2 separate regions of the Mus musculus genome follow, and region 2 is linked to region 1. A link is a loop called in an ENCODE intact Hi-C map of the cell type or tissue named here. Cell type or tissue: left cerebral cortex. All regions are shown on one strand. Each heading gives the region's core, and the rest is flanking DNA. Links, peaks and the distances in the headings are about the cores only.

The links. Peaks named below come from ENCODE experiments on the same cell type or tissue, not always from the same donor. Only the 100,000 strongest peaks of a DNase experiment are listed, where the experiment ranks them.
Region 2: it touches region 1 in a loop (7-fold over the local background); 25 of 42 quality-filtered maps call a loop at or near these places.

The regions. Positions count from the first base shown.
Region 1 is chr8:78,648,900-78,653,899 of GRCm38, forward strand. The region is part of intron 5 of Slc10a7 (solute carrier family 10 (sodium/bile acid cotransporter family), member 7); the gene reads left to right. Among named protein-coding and RNA genes, the nearest start is that of Gm39203, 23 kb to the right of the region's middle. In left cerebral cortex, for the core only: CTCF peaks have their summits at 195 (motif pointing left) and 2,986 (motif pointing left); DNase peaks (open chromatin) are centred at 198 and 4,495.
Region 2 is chr8:78,231,831-78,248,530 of GRCm38, forward strand. It overlaps Ttc29 (tetratricopeptide repeat domain 29), which reads left to right. Exons shown (of 14, transcript NM_183096.3): 6 at 14,269-14,492. Among named protein-coding and RNA genes, the nearest start is that of Ttc29, 27 kb to the left of the region's middle. In left cerebral cortex, for the core only: a CTCF peak has its summit at 6,637; a DNase peak (open chromatin) is centred at 6,627.

The DNA.
Region 1 (5,000 bases), core at 1-5,000:
AGGGATTAGAAATGAGAGTGTGTCTTCCCGAAAGAGTTCTTTTGAACTTGTTTCAGTATTGTGCTGCTTTTATGAGCGTGGCATTGGACGATGCACAAAATATTTGATGTGCACTTATATGCACAGAACCAACGGTAACAATTTGTCTAGCACAGAACTTTCTGGTATTGCTTTGCCCTGGAAGGTCCCACAGTGCCACCTAGTGCCATGGGTTTCCTTTGCATTGTTTTATAAATTTAAAAAGTCCACTGCTCAAATTTTTATAGAATGAGTCACGAAAGCAAATATGTGGATTAAGCAAGATTATAAACGCAATGATACGAGGATCTTGGTTGTATAAAAAAATCTGTTATGTAGATTTCCTGACTTAAGAAATGGTTATTATGGGGCCTAGCAAACACAGAAGTGGATGCTCACAGTCAGCTAATGGATGGATCACAGGGCTCCCAATGGAGGAGCTAGAGAAAGTACCCAAGGAGCTAAAGGGATCTGCAACCCTATAGGTGGAACAACATTATGAACTAACCAGTACCCCGGAGCTCTTGACTCTAGCTGCATATGTATCAAAAGATGGCCTAGTCGACCATCACTGGAAAGAGAGGCCCATTGGACTTGCAAACTTTATATGCCCCAGTACAGGGGAACGCCAGGGCCAAAAAGGGGGAGTGGGTGGGTAGGGGAGTGGGGGTGGGTGGGTATGGGGGACTTTTGGTATAGCATTGGAAATGTAAATATGCTAAATACCTAATAAAAATGGAAAAAAAGAGACTTACACCCTTGATAATTCAAATTAAAAAAAAAAAGAAATGGTTATTATTCCAGCTCACATCAGGAAACTGTCGACGAGTGTTGCATTGTGTGTAGACTGATGGAGTTACTGTGGGCTCTGTCCAGGGTAAATGCCTTCCCCCTTTTATTGTTTGTCCCTCTGTAAGCAGTTAAAGGCCATATTCCCAGGCTGCTTCTGAAGTTCACTAACCAACAGTGTATACCACAGAGCCTACCAATTTCAGGGAAAACCATATGTTCACTTTTTATATTAGAATTGAGAGGACTCAGAGAGGAGTGAAGTGACTTCTGTGTATAAAACATAAGTCGAATAGAAGAATACTCTTTGGGGAGAAGAGCACTAAGAAACGCAATTGAGAAAGGACAGGCAAAGTTCCGGGCAGTCCGGATGATATGATGGCCGGAAGACAGCCTGGGTCATTCGCTACCCGATGGCGGGAGGTCGGGATGGGTGGATACTGATGTGCTGTTTGTCATTGGAAGGACTCATTAAAAACAATCTCATGATTTAGTGGAGTACTAGAAAATCCTGCTTATCATCCTTTTAAATTTTCTGTACAATTAATTTTTTCCTAATGAGATCCCTGTGCTATTTTGTGCAAGGAAAGCATTTCAGTTTTTCCTTATGATAGCCATCCATATTGAAAACACTAATTTTCTAATCAAGAGACCATTGTTAGGAGATGGGTAACCATGTGCCTTGTAAGTTCTTCCTTTTAGAAAACTATATGTTGTGTATGTAGGGGGAGTGTTACTACTTAGCATATAAACTACAAGAATGGAGAGAATTTTGTCAATCTGTATCCTTAACTTCTAGAATAGTGTCTGTCACATTGTAAGCACCCAAAAAGAAATCAGGCAATTAAAGGTTTATCCCGCAAGTGTGCAGACCAGCATTGGGACTCCCCAGGACACACATAAAAGCTAAGCAGGCATGGTGGCTGTCTAGAATCCCAGCACAAAGGTGGGAAACACAGACAGGTGATCCCAGGATGCACTGGCTCGTGGAGCAGCCAAAATCTGTGAGCCTCTGGTCAGCCACAGTCCCTGCTTCAGTAAGAAGCAGCACACATGCACATGGACACATACATCCATGTACATGGTACCACCCATGTATGAACATACATGCATACCCACATGCATCTGAACACTTAGCACATCACATATACTAAAAAAGAAAGAAAGATAGTTGTTGAATGAAGGAGGAAATGAGAACATGCAACATTGTATAGCTGCAGCACAACACAGTCATGAGAAAGTATATGGTGGGATTTTACTTAGGTTGCCTACGTAACTGTAGCTGCAGTTATGTCCTTATGCCTGCTGCCATTAACACATGAGCACTGATAAGAAATAATTCCTGGGCTGGAGAGATGGCTCAGTAGTTAAGAGCACTGACTGCTCTTTCTGAGGTCCTGAGTTCAAATCCAAGCAACAACATGGTGGTTCACAACCATACATAATGAGATCCGACGCCTTCTTCTAGTGTGTCTGAAGACAGCTACAGTGTACTTAGACATAATAATAAATAAAATCTTTGGGCCAGAGCAAGCGGTGCTGGCCAGAGCGAGCAAGACCTGAAATTCAATTCCCAGCCACATGATGGCTCACAACCATTTATAGCTATAGTGTTCTCATATACATAAAATAAAATAAATAAATCTTAAAAAAAAGAATTAATTCTGATTTCATAATATCAAAAACGGTCATATATGTTTCAAATGTTTGAACGTGTTCAGTTTTTCTGTCTCTCTTTTTTGTTATTCTTACTGAAAACATATTCCCCTGAGCCTCACTTACAGATCGGGCACACAAATTCAGTCACACTAGGTAATAAGAGCAGTGTTCTGTTTCCTTTTATATTTCAGTTACTGATAACTGTCGTTTGAACTGATGTCGGCTGTGGCTGAAAGTCTTGGAGTTGTAATTACATTGATCATCATGCTAATTGTTCATTAGGTATACTCGCTTCCTAATAAGTTCAATTCTATAAGTGGTATTTTATAGCTGCCTGGCAGGAGAAATCAGTTTATAAGCTGGAGCTATATTGTTTTACTCTAAATGGCTCATGGTTCTTACTGATGTGATGTGCATAGACTTGAAGTTGTTGGACGGTAGATTTTGGGTGTTTTGTTTTGTTTTGTTTTGTTTTGTTTTGTTTTTTAACTGTCAAAGTGTGTAGAAGTTGCCCTCTACTGGGGAAGTAGGAAAATTATATTGACATAGATTTTTTTCAGTTTCTGTAAAGACCTAGTTTTAAGCATGTTTGCAATTTTTCTACATCTCTAACTTGCTGTGGTAACATCAGCCCTCGGAAGGCGGAAGCTGAAATACTGTTGAATTTGAAGGCCCCCTCAGCTCTGTAGGAAGATCTTGCCTTAAAATCCTAACAACAGTAACAAGAGCAGATGGGACCAGGGAGCAGACTCCCCGGATGAAAGTGCTCGCTTTGCAAGGCTGGCATCCTGAGTGTCACCCCTGGGTCCACATCCGGGCAAGGCCAGGCACAGTGTGCGTGTCTGTGACCCCAGCACTTCTACCAAAATAAGGAGGCCAAGCCAGGAGAAGTAGCTTACCTGGACATATATAAACATACACACACAACCAGTAAATATATGATGTGACTATAGATAGAGCTATTTCTGCTCCGAATTTTCTTTTCCTTATTTACAAAATCCACTAAGACTTTAGAGGTGATTGTATTGGGAAGAGTCTTAGCTGAAACATTAAGGGTAATTTGCTGTATATAATTATGCAAAATGAGTCATTGCTGTTTTTAACCATTTGCCTTCAGAGTGAAAGTCTAATACTTTAAAAGTTCTTTCCAGAACTTATTTGTGTTTTCTTAACTAACACAGTTAAGTTTGTGCCTGTTGACATGGTGTGTGTATGTGTGTGTGGTACGTTTGTGTGTATGGTGTTGGTGTGTATTGGGGGTATGTGCTGAGCAGGGTTCACTCATCCCACATTTGGAGGTCAGAGGACCACGTTGGGTGCTTTAAGACAGGATTTTGTTTGGCTTTCCTGTGGTTTGCTGCTGTGGATACCTGGCTAACTGGCCCCTGAGCTTCGCATCTAGCCTCAGGGAGCTCAGATTACAAAAGTGCTACTGTTCTGTACTTTCCATGGACTCTGGAGCGGTAAACCCAGCCCTGAGACTTCATGATAGATACTCTGCAGCCCCAACTGCTACGTGATCTTGTTCAACTCTTTATAACCCCTCACCCCTCCCTGCAAATGGTGTTTGGTAGTCATTGCTCTAAGTGCTCTGCTGGCCCAGTCTGCTTCCCTTCCTGTTTCCAGCCCAGCGAAGCTTAGGGCAGCACTAGCACTCACTGCTCCAGAGAGAATTTGCATCGGAGATCACTTCGAAGTTGATATTCCAGGGCTGTTGGTTTTTTTTTTTCCTTCTACCCACTGATATTTAATTTTAAATCATGTGCACTAAGTAGGGAGTGATTCTCAACTGTCATTGATGGTGGGAGGTAGGTAGGAAACTGACTTTGAAAAGACAGCCTGGTACCCGAACCCTCCCCTTTGTGTTGTGGGTAGGGAGGAAGAGTCAGGACCAGTGATGCTCACAGGAGGCGGGGATATTTTTTAGAGGCATTGGTTAATTCATCGCCTGTGGACTGGAACCTCTCAGAGTAAAAACGTTGTGGGTTTCTTTTCTCTGCTGGAGGGGTGATTCTGATAAGGAATATTGTAAAAACTGGAGTAAACCAGATGCATGATGCACGAGACAAAGCAGATGGCATGCAGTTGTCTCTGTTCAGCGTTGATCGGCACCCAGCACTGGAAGCAGAGTGTGTTGCCAGTTAGACACATCCAGAAGCAGTAGAGTAGCTTTGCCAAGCCCATTCATTTCACACGAACAGAGATCTCTTCTGTCTGTGTATATTAAAACTTTGGAGTAAATCTGAACAATAGTTTTAATTAAACTATTATTTTCAAAGCATTATTTAAAGAGAAGTCAATTTCAAGTTATCTAGAAGGCTGGACTGTTTTTATTTACTTCCTCCTCCTCCTCTTCCTCCTCTTCCTCCTCCTCATCTTTTCCTCTTCTTGGTCTCCTTTGCATCCAGAGGCCTGAATTAAATCCCTGGAGTCCACATTTCCCCCATTACCTTCTCTCTGTCCCTGTTGGCCATCACTCTGTCATAGCCACCACCTTGCACACATCTACCTTTTGTGAACTTTGTAGACATGTT
Region 2 (16,700 bases), core at 4,684-9,683, 410 kb before region 1:
TACACTCAATACATGCACATACACATGTACACACATGCATGCATGCACACCCAAACACATACATATATGCACACATATACATATGAATAAACACCTATGCACACATGTGCACACATGCAGCCTCTCTGGACCCTCCTATGCTTCCCTCATAAATGACCACACAAGTGGAATAGGAGGATACAGAATTTAAGAGAAAAGTCACTATTCAAGCCAATAAACAATTACTAATGCAGAAGTCCAAAATATGTGCCTACAAAGTCACTATACCAAGAGATAGGCTTAAGCACTGGAAGATTTTAGTGGTGACATTACCATAAACCTACCAAGACAGGAAAGTGATTAGAACCCGATTTAAGTATCTGAAGTACATTTTTAAGTGCAGAGGGGTACTATAGTGTATGCAATGTATCTTACATGTGTGTGCAAGACACCAATGTTAAGAAATAATCTTTAAAATCTGTGATTAAATCCACTGTTCCCAAGTCTTTCCCCAAACTGCGGTACCTCTTATTCTCGGGTGTGCTTTCTGGTGCTCCCCCCGCCCACACACACACAAGCATGGTGTTCTGGGTGACTGACTTTTTTGCCTGTCCTGGAGTTGGTGCCACAGCCCTCTTCATGGATTCAGTTGTATGTGGTGCCCCTCTTTGTTCCAAATGCTTTTCTTGCATATTGCTGTTTAGTAGGGATTTTAAAATTGTCACTGGGTCTTCAGTGAGGATTGCACCAAATTCCAATGTTATTCTCCAGTGTACTGCAAAACGTGAAGGGGGTTTTCCCATGTGTTTTTAATAGGTACATATTGCCAACAAAAAGTTTCCTCAGTTTCTACGTTTCTTAGACATTATGGGCTTTTAACATTTTAAAATAATTTTCTAATTTTTTCTGAGGTGATCATAAAGTTTGCTAAGATGATAATAAAATTACTAAATTTTCTAAAATTGGACTATATCCCTCAATTCTGGGGTAAAACCTACTTACATGGTGTAGCTTTGATTTGTTCTCTCTCTCTCTCTCTCTCTCTCTCTCTCTCTCTCTGTGTGTGTGTGTGTGTGTGTGTGTGTGTGTGTTTGTATGTATGTGTACATTTTCATCTAAATCATAGGGTTAACCTGTAATCTTTCTTTTCCTGCCCTACAATTTTATAGAAAACATTGGGAGGTTTAAATCAGATAATTATATGCCAAGCGTTGCGATCAGCATCTGTACATGAAAGACTATGGCTGTTGCTGTAATTAGGGCTGTGCGGCTGCTGTGCACAGCTGCATCTGCTTTTGTGCTCCTGCCTCATTCTTGATAAGGTTCGAAGCGACTTCTCTGTCTTTTATATAAGTAGCTGTTTGTTTTGTGAGATGCCCCCCACCTCCTTCTATTTTATTATCTTTCAGTTTACCCTTGATGTGTTCTCTTCTGCTCTGTCTTTGGTCTAATTTCATTGTGTCTGTTTCGTTATTTCTTTCTGTCACCCTGAGTTGGAAGTGCCTTCCTCGCTCGCTCGGAACGGCTGCTCCCTGTTTTCACAACACTCCTGTGGGAAGCTTCCTTCTGACCTGAGGACGCTTGCTTCTCAGGGATGTGATGTTTGGGCATCTTTAAAACCCCAAATATGTCAAGAGTCCATAAAAGGCTTCACTTTGAAGCAATGAATAAATTAGAGATTTGTTTATGCATTTGCAGACGAATGGTTTTTGTGTGTGCTTGCTCTCTGCTGCTTTCATTCAGTGGAAATGAGGGTTTGAGGAGGGAACCTTGGCTCAGATGATACACCGTGCATGATATAAGCTCATGAAATTTCCAGTGTAGCTAGTACAGCCAACTTTTATAAAAACAGTCTTGTACGTTTTAGAAATTAATCCATGTTGTACATTAATTTGCTGAACAGTTGGCAGACATAGCTTTTGGGATCCAGTCACCAGCTTGCTTGAGTCTGTTATTCCCTTCAGCCGGGTATGTGTTAGCCATGTAATTTTTCTTTTACTGTATCTGTAAGTTTCTGAGAGAAAATTCATTTCAATCACTTTGTCTTCATTGTCCTGTTGATTCTCTACATGTTGAAGCCGTTGCATCTGGTGCATTTTTTTCTGCCTGCCGTATTTCTCAGTGATCCATCCATTTATAGACCTCTGAGCCTTCTGCTCTTCTGATTGTTTTTCTGCTTGAATTCTGTTCTGTGTGCTGTTGATCGTGCTGCGAAGGCTGCCTGCTCGCCTCCTGTTAGCATTTTCAGTGTTGTTCAGGAACTAGAAAGAGACAACGCACTCCCTGCCTGCTCTCTATTTTATGTACAATTTTTTTTAAGTTTGAATTCAACATTGTTTTGTATTCTCAAAAATACCTTCTCCTTGTTTTACAACACTCTTGCTAATTACAAAACTTGATTTTAAATATTGTTAGTCCTGACTAGTAATTTTCTAGATATTCATGATAGCTGCCATAAGGTCAACATGCTATTTATGGCAAGTTATCTCTCCCAGACTCTGTCTTGGCAGAGGGTCAGAATGATCAGTGTCTGTGCTTTTCATTATTGCGCTTCTCACCGCTTTCTGGAAGTTTGATCCCTCATGCACGGGGCCTGCGAGGAGCATTCATCTATCTCTCTCTCTCTCTCTCTCTCTCTCTTTCTCTCTCTCCCTCTCTCTCTCTCTCTCTCTCTCTCTCTCTCTCTCTGTGTGTGTGTGTGTGTGTGTGTGTGTGTGATACTCATCTCTTTATAATGATAATCAAAGAAGGTTTACTCCAAATGCCTTATAACTCTGTCCTTAAGTCTGACAAGGGAAAGCACACCCTGAACTTACCTTTCATGTGGAAGAAAGTTAAAGGATGCTAATGAAAACTGTGTCATTGGTGAGGCAGTCACCTTAGAACCACAAAAATCAGTTCTGGAGTTGCCCTTGAGCATTGAGATGTAACCTGTCTTTTTACTCAATTTACCATAGGTTTGGTTTTTTTTTTTTCCATCTAAAAAATACAAAATGACAGTGGTAAAATGAGCCTACGCTCGTAATGAACTTAATTTTTCAAAAGGAAAAGGAAGAAGTAGGTTTAGCAGAGCCCCTGGGAAAGGGGACAGAGAGGCGGCTGAGGGAGCGAGGAGGTTCTGAAGAGGTGAGGTCTTGTTCAGTTTTCACAGCAAATGTCATCACCTCACTGAAGAAATGTCACACTATAAAAAAAATCAAAATGCAAGTTTTTCTATTTATTTTCATACTAAAGAGCATGAATAATGTTTGGCTGTCATTTTTTAAATTATGTACTTTTTCCTTTTGTGTTTTAAGGGTGTCACATTTCTCCTAAGTACTTGTCAACCGAAGAGCCTCATGTACATGTTTCCTGTCATCATTTTAATGCTTTTAAGTAATCCTAAGAAGTGTATGTTTGAGTGTGTGCATGACTGGGAGTGCATGTGCTAGTGTATGTGCGTGTGTTTAGAGGCAAAAACACAAGAACAGAAAGCTGGAAACCATAGGTGCAAAGAATCAACTGCTTTTCCTTTTACAGAGAAGCCTCTTCATGTAGTTGTTTTATGTGAGAGATTTCAAAAAAAAAAGATGTAGAAAAAGTTCTAATCAACTTCTGTACATTATGTAGAACTTCATTTTCTAAACTCTGCAAAAGAAAGTTTCATATTTAATGGGAAGTCATGAATTATTCCATTCATCATCCACTTCCTCCTTTCAAAGGCGCGATCTGGATAAAAGGCGGGGTGAATAATTTCAAAAAATACAATACATTTTTAATGGGAAGGTGCAAACCACAGACTCTCACGACTCCCAGCAAGAGTGCAAGAAACGGAATTTTACTTGCAAAACTCAGGAACTCTGGCACAGGCAAAGTGTGAGGCGTTCCCTGAAAACAGCCAGGCCGGACCCAGAAAACATGTTGGTCGGGTTGCCACACGGCCTTGCCTTTGTTGTAAGGCACAGGTTGTTCCCTAAGATTAGCTCTCCGGCTTTCTCTTCTCCTATTTTCCCATTTCACTCACCTTACATGGAGAACCAATTGCTTTATTTATAGAGATGAAAGCCGAAATAAAGAAAGTGGGTTTTTGTTTTGGGAGGGGCTTTTTTGAGAAAAACAACCTCAAATCTTATGATTTCAAAAATTGTGTAGGACACAACAAATTACATATAAAAAATAGTAGATACAATATTCTGTGGGTGGAGTTTTATGCTACCATAAATTATCATATTAATTTACACGAAAGTATTCAGTTGCTGTAGCAACATTAATACTTTGGTGTGTTTGTAGTCATGATATGTGAAATTAATTTTTACTTCACATTCAGTGTTTATCAGGACACAATATAATAAAATTATATTACCTACTGAGTTCCTTTTTCTCACTAAAAGTCACTTTAGAAACTGTACTTCTTTGTTGGCTCTCCAAGGGTTGAAAATTACAGTGTCGTTTGAACCACAACAAACAAAACTAATAAACAAACAAACAAACAAACAAACCAAACACCATAAATCTCTGTGTCTGCTCCTTTTACCCAAAGGTGTTCATTCTGGCTTAATATTCATTCCCTGGAAAAACTCTTAAAAGGGCACTCGGTGCACAGCGCACTCACTCTGCCTGGTTCCGCAGTTGCTGCTCTACTCTAAGGCAGTTTCACCCTGACCCTCTTACAAAGGTTTGCAAGTAGTTAGATGCTATACAAACCTGGATACTTATATAAGGGCTCTCTTCCAGGCTTTTATACGAAACTCTCAAAGAAACTTTGTAAAAATGTGGATACAATTTGAGATTTTATTTCTCAACAAAAAGATGTCTACTGCTAAAATACTGCGTGACAGCTTTTGTGGATAGCTAGTTCTCTGCATGACAGCTTTTGTGGATAACTAGTTCTGTGCCATTGCTGGGTGCATTGTTGATTCGTGCTCAACTAATGGTGGCCACTGTGATTCAAAGATTTGAATGAATGGAAATCATTTGGGTAAATCATTTTTAGTGTGATCAATACATTTTTAAATGCCTTTATATTATTAAGAGAACTATTTAAAGTCATTCGAAGGGCTGCGGTCCTGTGCTGCTTGCTGAATCAAATCCATCCTCTTGTGATGTCCAGTAATCATGGCCAGCAAGACATTGCTGGGTTGATAAACAACCCCTGGTCTCACCAGAGTCACTGCACTGAATGCCAAATGTCAGTGCTAATAATGGAATGTGTGACCTAACATTCGCTTATTGCTACAGAAATATTTCATGTATTCTAAAATGAAGTTACCCGTCTAGAAAGAAATTCTTGTTGGGAGGATTTTTTTTGTTAACTATGTCTTTAAATGTTGTATTACCCAAAAGAACTATATTAGTAATAATTCTACCTTATTACTAGGTTTCTTTAAAAAAAATTTAAAAGAAAAAAAAAGATGTGCTTGAATTAAGTAGAATTTTTCAAATAATATTTTGTATTCTGTACCTGTGCTGTGAAAATGTCAAAATTTTATGCTTTCTACTTTATTAATAGATATGAATTTGTATTTTCCTAAAATATAGATAAAAACTTGCATGAGTAACAGGTTTTCCAAAGATTCAAATATGTAAACTTACAACTGGTATTGGTATTACATATCAATTCTATTCACTGTCAATGTGCTAGATTTTATTTTTTTTTAAATTAGTAGGTTAACCTAGATACCTAATTGGATCTAAATCTAAACTGAAACAAAATATTCTATTGTATTAATATCTAATTGCAATATTTTTATTTTCATTTTTAAAAGCTTACATAATGGATTATACCACACTTATTTAAGTGGTTATTCTGAAGAAAATTTTTCAGAAAACATAAATTAATACATGCTAGGTGTTAATTATTTTAATCGTTGTAAAGAGAATTTTACCTAAAATTATGATAACATGTAAAATATGTAATGATAGAAGGCATAGCACGATACTTAAACATATAAAATTATTTTTAAAACTTTATTTTAAATATATACCCATAACCTTCATAAAGAATGAAAGTTGTGATTCTAATTATGCCATTAAAATTCTTACCACATAATTAGTCATAAATAAAATAGCATGAGAAGTTCTTTATTGGAATGTATATTTAAAAATATGTGCATTATTCTTCACGTTTTGAAATATCTAGAAGAATCAGTCATGCTAATCCTAATGAATAATCCAAATTATAGTGACTAGTCATAATTAAAGAGAGTTTTAAATTTAAATATACCAAAATTCTGCTTTTCAAGATATTAACATGGAAGAGCTAAACTTAACCATATAGAAAATCAATTGCACTGTTAATTTGTAGTTAGTGGCTGTACAGATAAGCAATGTGGGTTTCTGAGAAACCGTCACAGTTGCAAAGTGTTTGCATTTTCCTTACTAGGTATGAGTGCTTACTACTGATAGTGCGCCCCAATTCTTCCATAAATGAGAACTAAATGATTTGAAAACGTTGGCCTAACATGCTACTTAAAGCAACGGGGTATGGCTCACTGGACTCATAGACAGCTTCCTCCTTTGCCCTTGTCACGTGGATCAGCTAGGATGCCATGCATAACTTTACATGTATATTATTTGGGTGCCACCTTGCTTGCATATCAGTTAAAATAATATCTGTATTAAGATGAAAACTCAAAGTTATCAGATTTACATGATGTGACTGCAGTTTGCTAAATTTCCAGTAGATGCCCCCAGAGACCAGTCAACTCACTGGAAACCTTGGCGCTTTTTAAAGGAAGGGATGTTTGGTTTGTTTGCTTGTTGGCTTGTTTGTTTGTTTGTTTGTTTTTGTTTAATGTTTAAAACTTTGTACCTGACTCTATTTGGAAGTACATGGAAAATAAAATAAAAGCCCTTAAAAGTGCAAACCCCCATTCATTTGTTACTTTCCAGTATGTAGTGTACATATAGGACGATTCTCAATCAGTATTCGTCATCACTGTAACTAATTTTTAATTAGTTTAAAGCAGACATTTAGATAATGAATGCTGTCGTTGTTCACTGAAATTCCATTTATTTTTGAAGTAAAGTCATTCTAAGTGCTATGATAGTTTTTATTTTATCTCTTTCCTCTAGCTTTATGTATTTATAGAGAAATGCTTGCCAATGTTTGTTGTTGCTGTTGTTGTTGTTGTTCAGCTTTTGGAGAAAAAAAAATTGCAAGAGTGAAAAGTATTGAACCAGAGCTAGGCACTTATGCAATCCGTGTGAGTGTGTGCATGAAAATAACTTTTTGTTTCATTTTGATCGTGTGTAATATCTACCTACACTGGAAAGCAGAGGTAAGAATAGCAGTTCACTTTATTTCGTGGAAATTATATTAACTGAGGCTGTTTCGGTATTCATTAAGTCAGTGTAATTATCCCGCAGGTGATTCCAATAACATTTATCCCTCCAATATGAGCGTAAGACTGTTAAAACCGACAGATATCCCACTAGTGGCTTATAAATATTAACTTAATGGAATAAAAGTATTAGCCTGACTTTTGATGAGCTCTTACAGATCTTTCAAGTTTATCTTTGTCGAATTAAATAAAATTTTTATGATCTTGTTTTAAAGTATGTTTTTTCCTTATTGAACTGTGCTTGAAGTCTCTGAATGTGAAGGTTCACTCTGATAGTCTGATTCCAGTTTAGCCCGTAAAGAAATGCGATAAATTTATTCCCCACATATTTGGAGAGGTAATAGTGCTTGGGTTTTAAAAGTCCATCTCTAGCTAACTCACGTTCACGTGCAAAGAGAATAAGCGGACCATGCCCGTCTGCTTCCCCTTTACCAGCTCTGTTTGTAGAAGGGTTTGGTTTTCATTCTTATTAAATGTTTGCCAGTGTGCTTCCTTCATACCCTCCAATAAGACTCCGCTATCGAATCCATTTGTCGTGGATGCCATCACCTGCCAGCCCCTCGTTTTAAGAAGAAGGCTCCTCTGGGACGGTCTCAGAATGACTCTGGTCACCTTTCCTGGCCCAGTTTGAACACAGATTAGCTCAGATAAAGACTACGTGATTCAAACAGGGTATTGCATCATAGTTGTCAGAATGTATCAAATTTTTAAACAAACAGTGCAATTAAGCAGAACACTGTAGAGAAGATGAAGAAGGGCGAGGTTGTCTATGTAACTATGGGAGAGTGGAAAAATTATGAATCAGGGGCAGAAAGAGTTCTGTCCCCTGCAAGCTTCTATGGCTTTGGGCAACACAAATATTTTTAGAGGAGTTTTGATGCAAATTGAAATAACCAGATCGCCATTGAGTGGTGCCTTTAAATAGCAATAGACACCATGTAGATAGAACTACATCTAGTTTGAAAATCCATTCCCCAGCTGCAGATCCCATCCCGGTGTCTTAGTTAGGACTTCTACTGCGATGAGGAAACATCATGACCAAAAGCAACTTAAGTAGAAAGGGTCCACTTGGCTTCCCCTTCCACATCACAGTTTATCACTGAAGGCAGTGGAACCAGGGCCTTAAAAGGGAGTTGGGGGGATCTGAAGGCAGGAGCCGATGCAGAGGCCACGGAGGGGTGCTGCTTACTGGCCTGCTCTTCATGGCTTGCTTAGCTTGCTTTCCAAGGCCACCCAGGGGTGAGATCACCCACAATGTGCTGGGCTCTCCCACATCAATCACTAATTAAGAAAACACCTTCCTCTCTAGTGGCCCTCTAGCTTATGTTGGGTTGATGTAGCTGACATGGCACCGAAGTCTGATGTGCCTCTGTGATCACTTCCTGGAACACACTTATAGGTGGTTGATGTGGCCAGTAATGGCCTCACATTTATCTGCATACCCCTTGTTCTCTGTGAGCACTGGCGTCAAATTCCGTAATATGAAATCCTTTCAGGGGGTTCCCAGAGTTCTCTTTTCCCCCTTGTATAAATTTTTATTCTGATGCCTAAAAGCAACATATTTTAGTTTAGACCAATATTCATAAATGTTTTGGTGTGTCACTAAAACTGAGGAGTAAAACAATCAGGTCCCAAGGAAAAATGATTAAAAAGGTGACAAAATTCTATTGTCTTTATATTTAAAATAAACAAACATTTGCACAAAGCAAGAGAACTTTGACTACAGTTGTCTATTAAGAAACAGAAATTTGAAGAGTTCAAATATACTAGCAAGAACTGACGCACACTGTTACTTCCAAATAATCAAGGGATCTTAGTAAATAAAGATTTACATTAACTATGAAGGTCTGAATGGGAATTTATTGAGTAGGTTGACATCACTGATTTTTCTTCATCCTGGGTTTGAATAACAGGGCTTATTTGATGATACATAAGTTTACACATGTGCAAACCTATGTGCCAAATCAAAACGTCAGCATAGTTATAGATACATATTGAAATATTGACTGTTAGAGCATCTTCGTGAAGAATGGCCATTTGAACATTCACTAGATATTTTTGAAATGGATGCCAATTGCATCTCGTGGATGTTTGGAAGCTGAAAGCTATCTCAGACATAATCTCAGTCCAGCCTTTGGTGGGGCTTTGGGAATTTAGGGCCATAGGGAGCAGCAACTGATCATGACTAAATTAAGTGGAAGTGGCCTTATTGGAAGGGTATTATTTAGTAACTAATTAGGTGGAAATTAGGAGAGAACTTGGTCCAGAAGGAAAGGCCAAGTCATAGCACCCTTAACAGACGGTGGATAGCAAGAACAGCCCCAACAGTGTTCCTAAGAAGCCATTGCCTCCTTGAATGAGCTGTAGTCCTGCTTTCATCCTGTTTCCCAGACAGTGTCTGTGGATCAACACTTTACCTCAGTACTCATCCTTTTGGTAAAAAGGCCCTGATTAAATTACTAAAATTCTTGACCCACAAATAACTTATCTCCAGTGGGACTGGTTATTTTCATCTATTCTAGAATGCTGCTAGCTGTGGGGGGGGGGCCTCAATGCTGGGCAGGTCACCTGCAGCAAATGACCCTTTTCCATCTCTCTAGGCCAACAAAGGAGGCCTGGGGTGCTTGTCTGCATTTGTTTCTCACCTGATCTTGCAGGAGTGGCTCTTATGATGCTCCAACTTAGTGTTTAAAGCCAGCATTTCACTTTTCTTTATGTTTGACCCAGGAGGTCTTCTCACATACATGGTGAGAGCCTCCAACACACAGAGATAGCATCTCTTATTTTAAGAAAGGTTGGCGTTACAGCCTCCATCCTCTGAGGCCTTCTGGACTGCCAATCACATATATCCTCAGATTCCACAAACTCCAGTTAATCATTTTCAAAGTCCAATCAACCATTTGTTTCCCCTCTTTAGAATATGACCCATTGTCAATCTGCTTCTTCACGTTGGTAACACCAGTCACCAAGTCATGCCACCACCACATGCCATCACCTAAATACATTTTGGAGCCAACAGCTTCTCTACCTCCTGTGCCCTGGATCCAGACCTACAGCCTTTCTCATGAGTGGCCAGCAAAGCCCACTATCTCTCCTCGAAGCTTCCGGGCTTGTCCTCCTCCACTCCTTCTGTAGGATCAGGTGTGAAGTTCAGAGTCACGGACTCTAAGTCTAATATATATATGTATGTATATATATAACTTCATTTTAATTCCTGGCCCTCAGCATTAATCCTCCCTAGTGTCAAAATCTTATCTTGTCACTCAGATAAAGCCAGACCAGTGTGGTGATCTTTCTCAACATTCAAAAGCCACTTACCATCACCTCTCCTCCTACAACAGAAAAACAAAACAAAACTAAACAACATTGCACTCAGTGTGGGAGCCAAAAGGCAATAGAATTACTGGGTCCCACAAACGAAAATATATACGAAAGTTCAGCTTTAGTCCTAAAAAGTCAGAAACTTATCTTTTAGTGTCCATATCTCTGATGCAGTATCTTCCTTTCCTGAACAAGATGGCAACCAAAGGCAGTGTTGGTTTGCAATATAGCAGGGTGGCGTTTGACCCAGTTCTGACCAGTAAGGCATAAACGAGGAGCTGCTACTTACAGAAATGGTTTCGCTTTCCCCCACAGATAAGGAAAACCATGCCACCGAGTCTCCTTTCTTCTCATTTTAAAAGTGATCTGTAGCAGCTTGATAGTGATCAGCAAAGCACAGAGAACAAGATAATCCCAGAGATATCAGCCTTGAATCCACCAGGCCACTCAGCCAGACCTTCCCCTATGCGCCATTAGCAGGTATCTAGAAGCTTTGGTTTTCTAAGCTTCTGGAAGGCAAGCTCTCTTACTGAGTGTATTCCTGAGCTATGCAGTCCCACAGAGGTGGCCAGGTGCATCTCTGGCTGAGCTTCGCCATCAGCTCTGCAGATGAGCTAGCCTGAGCTGCCACATCTCTCCAGCACAGCTTGTGTCTTGGGTCTGTCCCCATGTGCAGCCTATACATAGCCTTTTAGCATACAAACCTTGCTGCTGTTTGAAACTATGGTGGCAGGAATTGTGGCCCTCTCTGTCCAAAACCTTCAGTGTGGCACACAGAGCACCTGGGATGTTATGGTGTCCCTCTCGTGTTGTCCTAGGTCCTTGAGAAATTAAAGGGCCAGCTGTCTTCTGCTTAGAACCTGAGAGTTGGTTGTTTCCATATGCCCTGTGCTCAGGGAGATGGACAAGGAGATAGATGGTGGTTGTCCTCATACCTTCATGCATCCCACAAGAGATGGGCACAGTTGCCCCCTCCCTCCCAATTCTTCTGGATATTACAAGAAACCGAGTTCCATTTCTACCTCGCCTAGTATTTGAGGGAGGGGGGTGGGAGAAAGGGGGTGTGGCCCATTCACAGGTTCACTCCTGACCCTTCTATTCTGGGCCCTTTTCACTGGATCAGAGGACATGGCAGGAAACAGAAATCATGCATTAGTCTTCTCTTTTAATCTTAGAATCACATGATGGCTCTTAATTTTTTGGTATAGGAAGATAGTTTCTTTACTCTCTATCAGTTATTTCTGTAAATAATCTGGTTATCAGGTGGGAGAGAGCTAAAGTTCAAGTTCATGTAGGACGATCCTTCCAGACACTTCTCAAATGCAGCCATGTGGATGGGGTGGAGCTCGGGAGGAATGGTCCCTAGCATGCTCAAAGACTCCATCCATGTTCCACTCCTAGCTTCACAATAATAATAACTATCCACAGGTGCATCCTGTTAATGTAGCCCCGATCCAGCCTCCTCGGCAGCTAGCTCTGCCACTCTTGGCCTTAGCAACCTCAGTGTCTCACCACACTTAGCTTCCCTCCATACCTAAGCAGGGCCACTGCATGAGACATTCTTGGTAGGCGGGTAGGTTTTGTTTTCAAACCTCCAGTGAATCCAATGCATAGCTAGAAGGTGAGAACCAACCACCACAGGGTTAGTATTTCCCAGAGAGTTTGCACACACGGTATTTCATGGGTTCCTAGAAGAGTTCTGCAATGTGGTTAGGACTGATGCTAATACAGGCTTTTACACAGGGAAAGGAATGGGATTCAGGGATGTTCAGGTAGGGATGTCAGGGCATGTCGGGCTCCACATCAGAACTCCTGATTTTGAGTGATCAGGTAGATTCCACCGACCCTCAAGCCTGTATTGCCAGTAGTCAGTTCCCCATCAGATCAATTGTCCTAAACATCGAACTGTCTTCTTTTAAAGAAAGAACATACAGTAATTTACTTGAAACTATCTTTTAATATCTACTTGTTCTTTTGGTTAAACAGTGACTACCCCATATGTTCTCCATAAGCATGTGTATTCTTTTTCCTTTTGTTTCTTTCCTTTTGTTTTTTGTTTGTTTGTTTTCAGACAGGATCCTTCTACAAAACTCTAGCTGGCTTGGAACTCAGCATGTAAAATCACAGAGATCTGCTTGCCTCTGCCTTCTGAGTGCTGGGATTAAGACCGGTGCCACCACACCTGGCAGCACATGTAACTCTTAAATAAACATTTTCAATCATTGTTTATTATGTGTCTGTTTAGTTGTTGTCTGTGTCTTCCCTTGAACAGGCATACAGATTTTACAAGGGCACTGACTCTTTTTGGCCTAGAACAGTACATCTTGGCGGGCGGTGGGGGGGGGGGGGGGAGGAGCTGCAGAGATGGCTGAGTTTGGGGGCTCAAAAGTTAAATCACTTGCCACTCGAGCATAAGAACTGGAGTTCAGATCCCCAGACCTCACACATATGCCAGAGAGTGTATCCACCTGCCTTTAACTGCCGTTAACTCAGGGAGTGGAGACAGAGTGTCTCCAGAACAAACTGGCTAGTAAAACTAGCTGCATCTGTAAGATCTGGGTCAGACTTAGAGACCCTGCCCCCAAGAATAAGGCTCGAAAGTGATCATGGATGTCCCTCACATCAACCGCAGGCCCCCACCCGCAGGCACACACACATGCATTTGTACTTTCACACATATGCAAACAATGCACAACACACATATGCACCCAACACACATAAGAAAATGGAAAAAGTAGGTATTTCATCATGAGAAAGCCGGTAGGGATTTGTGGGATAAATACAACAGAGAGTCATCTGTTTCTTTATCCGTGCTTATGAACAATAAAGTATGTGTTAGGAGGTTTTTATTTGGTTTTATCTTTTGAGACAGGCTCATACTATGTAGCCCAGGCTGAATTCAAATGAACAATCCTCCTGTCTCGGCTTTCCAAATTTCCAAATTTACTAGGAAGTGAATTTCTATTTGTTTATCTACTTACTTAATAATTGAGTTATCAAACCATTCATTTGATCCTACCTGTATATATATACACATATGTACATATACATACATATATATATGTGTGTGTGTATATATATATATATGTATATTATATATATGTATCTATACACACACACACACATACACACACACACTATGGTATTTCAGTAATTGTTTAAAACATTAAATGCAGAAGCATGATTGACTGGAAATGGCCAAATTCCAATAACAGATTGTAGAACTACATAATACAGAAATTAATGGACTTTTAATATTCAACAAGTTTTTTTTCTTGTTGGTCTTCTTACTTGGCTGGCAGGTCTGTTTGGTCTGCTGATAGGTTGGTTGGTTTGAGCAGGGGTGTGTGTAGAGGGTAGGGTAGGGAGTGGACGTGTTTGTATTTGTCTGTGTGTATGAAAAAAAAACTTTGAATAGTTAAAGTAACACATTTGTCCTTTTCAGAGGTGCGGTTACATTAACACAACTGTGTTAGGTAAGCTCTCTGCATCCTTCTAAAATGGAAGTTGCTTGATTTGTCACAAAGATCTCTTGATAGTTTTCATGCTTTCGCTGAGGAAGATGAGTAAGAAAGCCTGTCTGGTGTTTAGAGATTGAGAACCCCTCTCTGGTCTAAAATGGCTGGTGTTCTGCTCGTGTTCCCAGCCACAGGAACTCATACAAGAAGAGCATCTGCGTGGACATGCTGCGAGATGGGTTCCACAAGTCCTTCACCGAGCTCTTTGCACTGATGGAACAGTGGGATAAGCTCCGGGAAGCTGCGAAGGCACAGTCCCTCTTCTGGCAGCAGAGGCCTCTGGAGGACCAGCCGGACAAGCTAGACAATTTCTACCACTACCTGACCAGGGCCGAGGCTGCCGAGAGGAAAGGTAGGTGCTGGGATGTGGGGTTGCACCCCAGGGAAGATTCCAAAATGTCACCCTATGAATTTGATACATTAAGACAAATCACACAGTTCAACCTATTCCACTGAGTGGCTTTAAGGCTAAATGACCAGCTACAAAGACATTCTGCAGATGTCATTGCAAGCCTGGGAAGACAGTGTTCTACCAAACATTTCCATAAGTTTCCAACAGGTGTAAACCTGTCCTATCATTGAGAACACATCCTGATTTGTCTTTGTGTTGTATGAATATTGACCAGTTTTCAAGGCACTGTCACATAAAAACCACACAGACATAGTTTGTTTTAGCATCTATGTAACGAGCGTTCAAAGTTTTGTCATGAGATCCTGTCAGCTTGGATTAGAAAATGGTAGTATTTAAAAAGACATGAAAAGCCTGTAATTTCTAGGGTATTGTTAAGGCTGTAATCCCAGCACTTGGGACAAAGAGACAGCTTATTCTGAGTTTGGGGTTAGCCTCAGCTACATTGTGAGACACTTTTTCAGAAGAAAGGGGAAAATAATATGCAACCCATGATTGTGGCTTCAAAAGTTAATTTCCTATGTTTCACAAAATCATTTTAAGGCATTCTTTTGCCATATTTTAACACTTTTTTTATAAAGTTGGTGTTTTATATTTAAAGTGTTATGTACTTAATACTCTAAAGTATTTAAGAAAATTAAGTATTAAGAAAATATGATAAAATTATATGGGCTTTGCCATTTAACATTTTTAGGTCTGTATTAGGTATTTGTTGTTTTCACTCGAAAAAAGGAAAAAAAATTATGGAATTTGGCATTTCAAATTTTTCCTGCATCATTCTGACTGAAAAGACAAGAGGACACAAAAGAAAGACAAGAAAGACTCATGCTATACGTGGCAATATGACCTTTCATTTGGGGCTTTCACAGGGTCAGTAGGCAATTCTTCCTGCCCAACTGCTCACTGCTGCAGTTGGGAAGACAGGTACACAGAGCAGAGGGGCAGCCCAAATCCTAGCCCCAGCGTGAGCTCAGCGGCTTCAGACCATAAGGAAGGACATAATGTGAACACAAACCTAAGGGTACAGTACTGGGGGGGGGGGGGGACTTCGATAGTGTGGGAAGCATTTTAAACTGCAGAATTGATATAAAATGAAGTCTTTTGGTGAATTTTCAAAATACAATTTAAACATGAGAAATTGACTATTATTTTTAAAATATGCTATGTTATTACAAAACAAACAAAAGCTAAGTCCCAAATTCTACTGTCAGAGCAAAATCCTAAATTGATACTTACACTGGAAATAGAGCTGTCCAGGATAAACTTTGCCTACTATTTATTTTATAAGGTTCAATTTTATCATCAGCTTAGTTTGGGGACTTTGATTTGAGTAGCATAAACTCGAGCCAAGTGCCTGTCGTGCTGTGATGTGTCATTGCTGTGTCTGTCTGTTGTAAAGAAGGTAAACCACATTTGACAAACCACAGGATGCTCAAGTTAAAGGAAAGTAGCACTTGGAAGACCAGGTCCCAGTGAGGTCCCATTCGAGTGGCATTGTGTGGTTTATTGTCCATGTCTGAGAAATAAGGTTATACTTCTTAAATAGGCAAAATTACCTTTGCTCAAAATAGTTTACCCATAGGCTTATCTCCTATGAGGTGCCATGACTTTTGCCTTCCTGAAATATAGAAAATTAGAATTATTACAGAAAGTATAATCAGTTTTTAGAACTTTGTGCATTATTTTTGACCCTCCACATCTAAAATTTATCAGAGTAAAATTGAGATCTGAATAAAAATTACTCCAGAAAATGACATCTACATGTTTGCTTTTGTTAGGTTGAATGACTCCTAAATCTGAAAACACCTGTGTATGTTTTAAGGTGTATGCAGCTAGAGTGCAAAGTTCTGTCAGGAGTGTCTCAGGGTCCACAGTGTGTGGTGTCGGGTTTTGAGAAGGAAATGCTGAATAATGCTGAGAGTCCTCACTGCTTCCTCATCTATCCATCCATCCACCTACCCACCTATCCATCCATCCATCCATCCATCCATCCATCCATCCATCTATCCATCCATCCATCCACCTACCCACCTATCCATCCACCCATCCACCCACCCACTCACCCACCCATCCACCCGTCCACCCACCCACCCACCCATCCATTCACCTACCCACCTATCCATCCACCCATCCACCCATCCTCAAACCCAT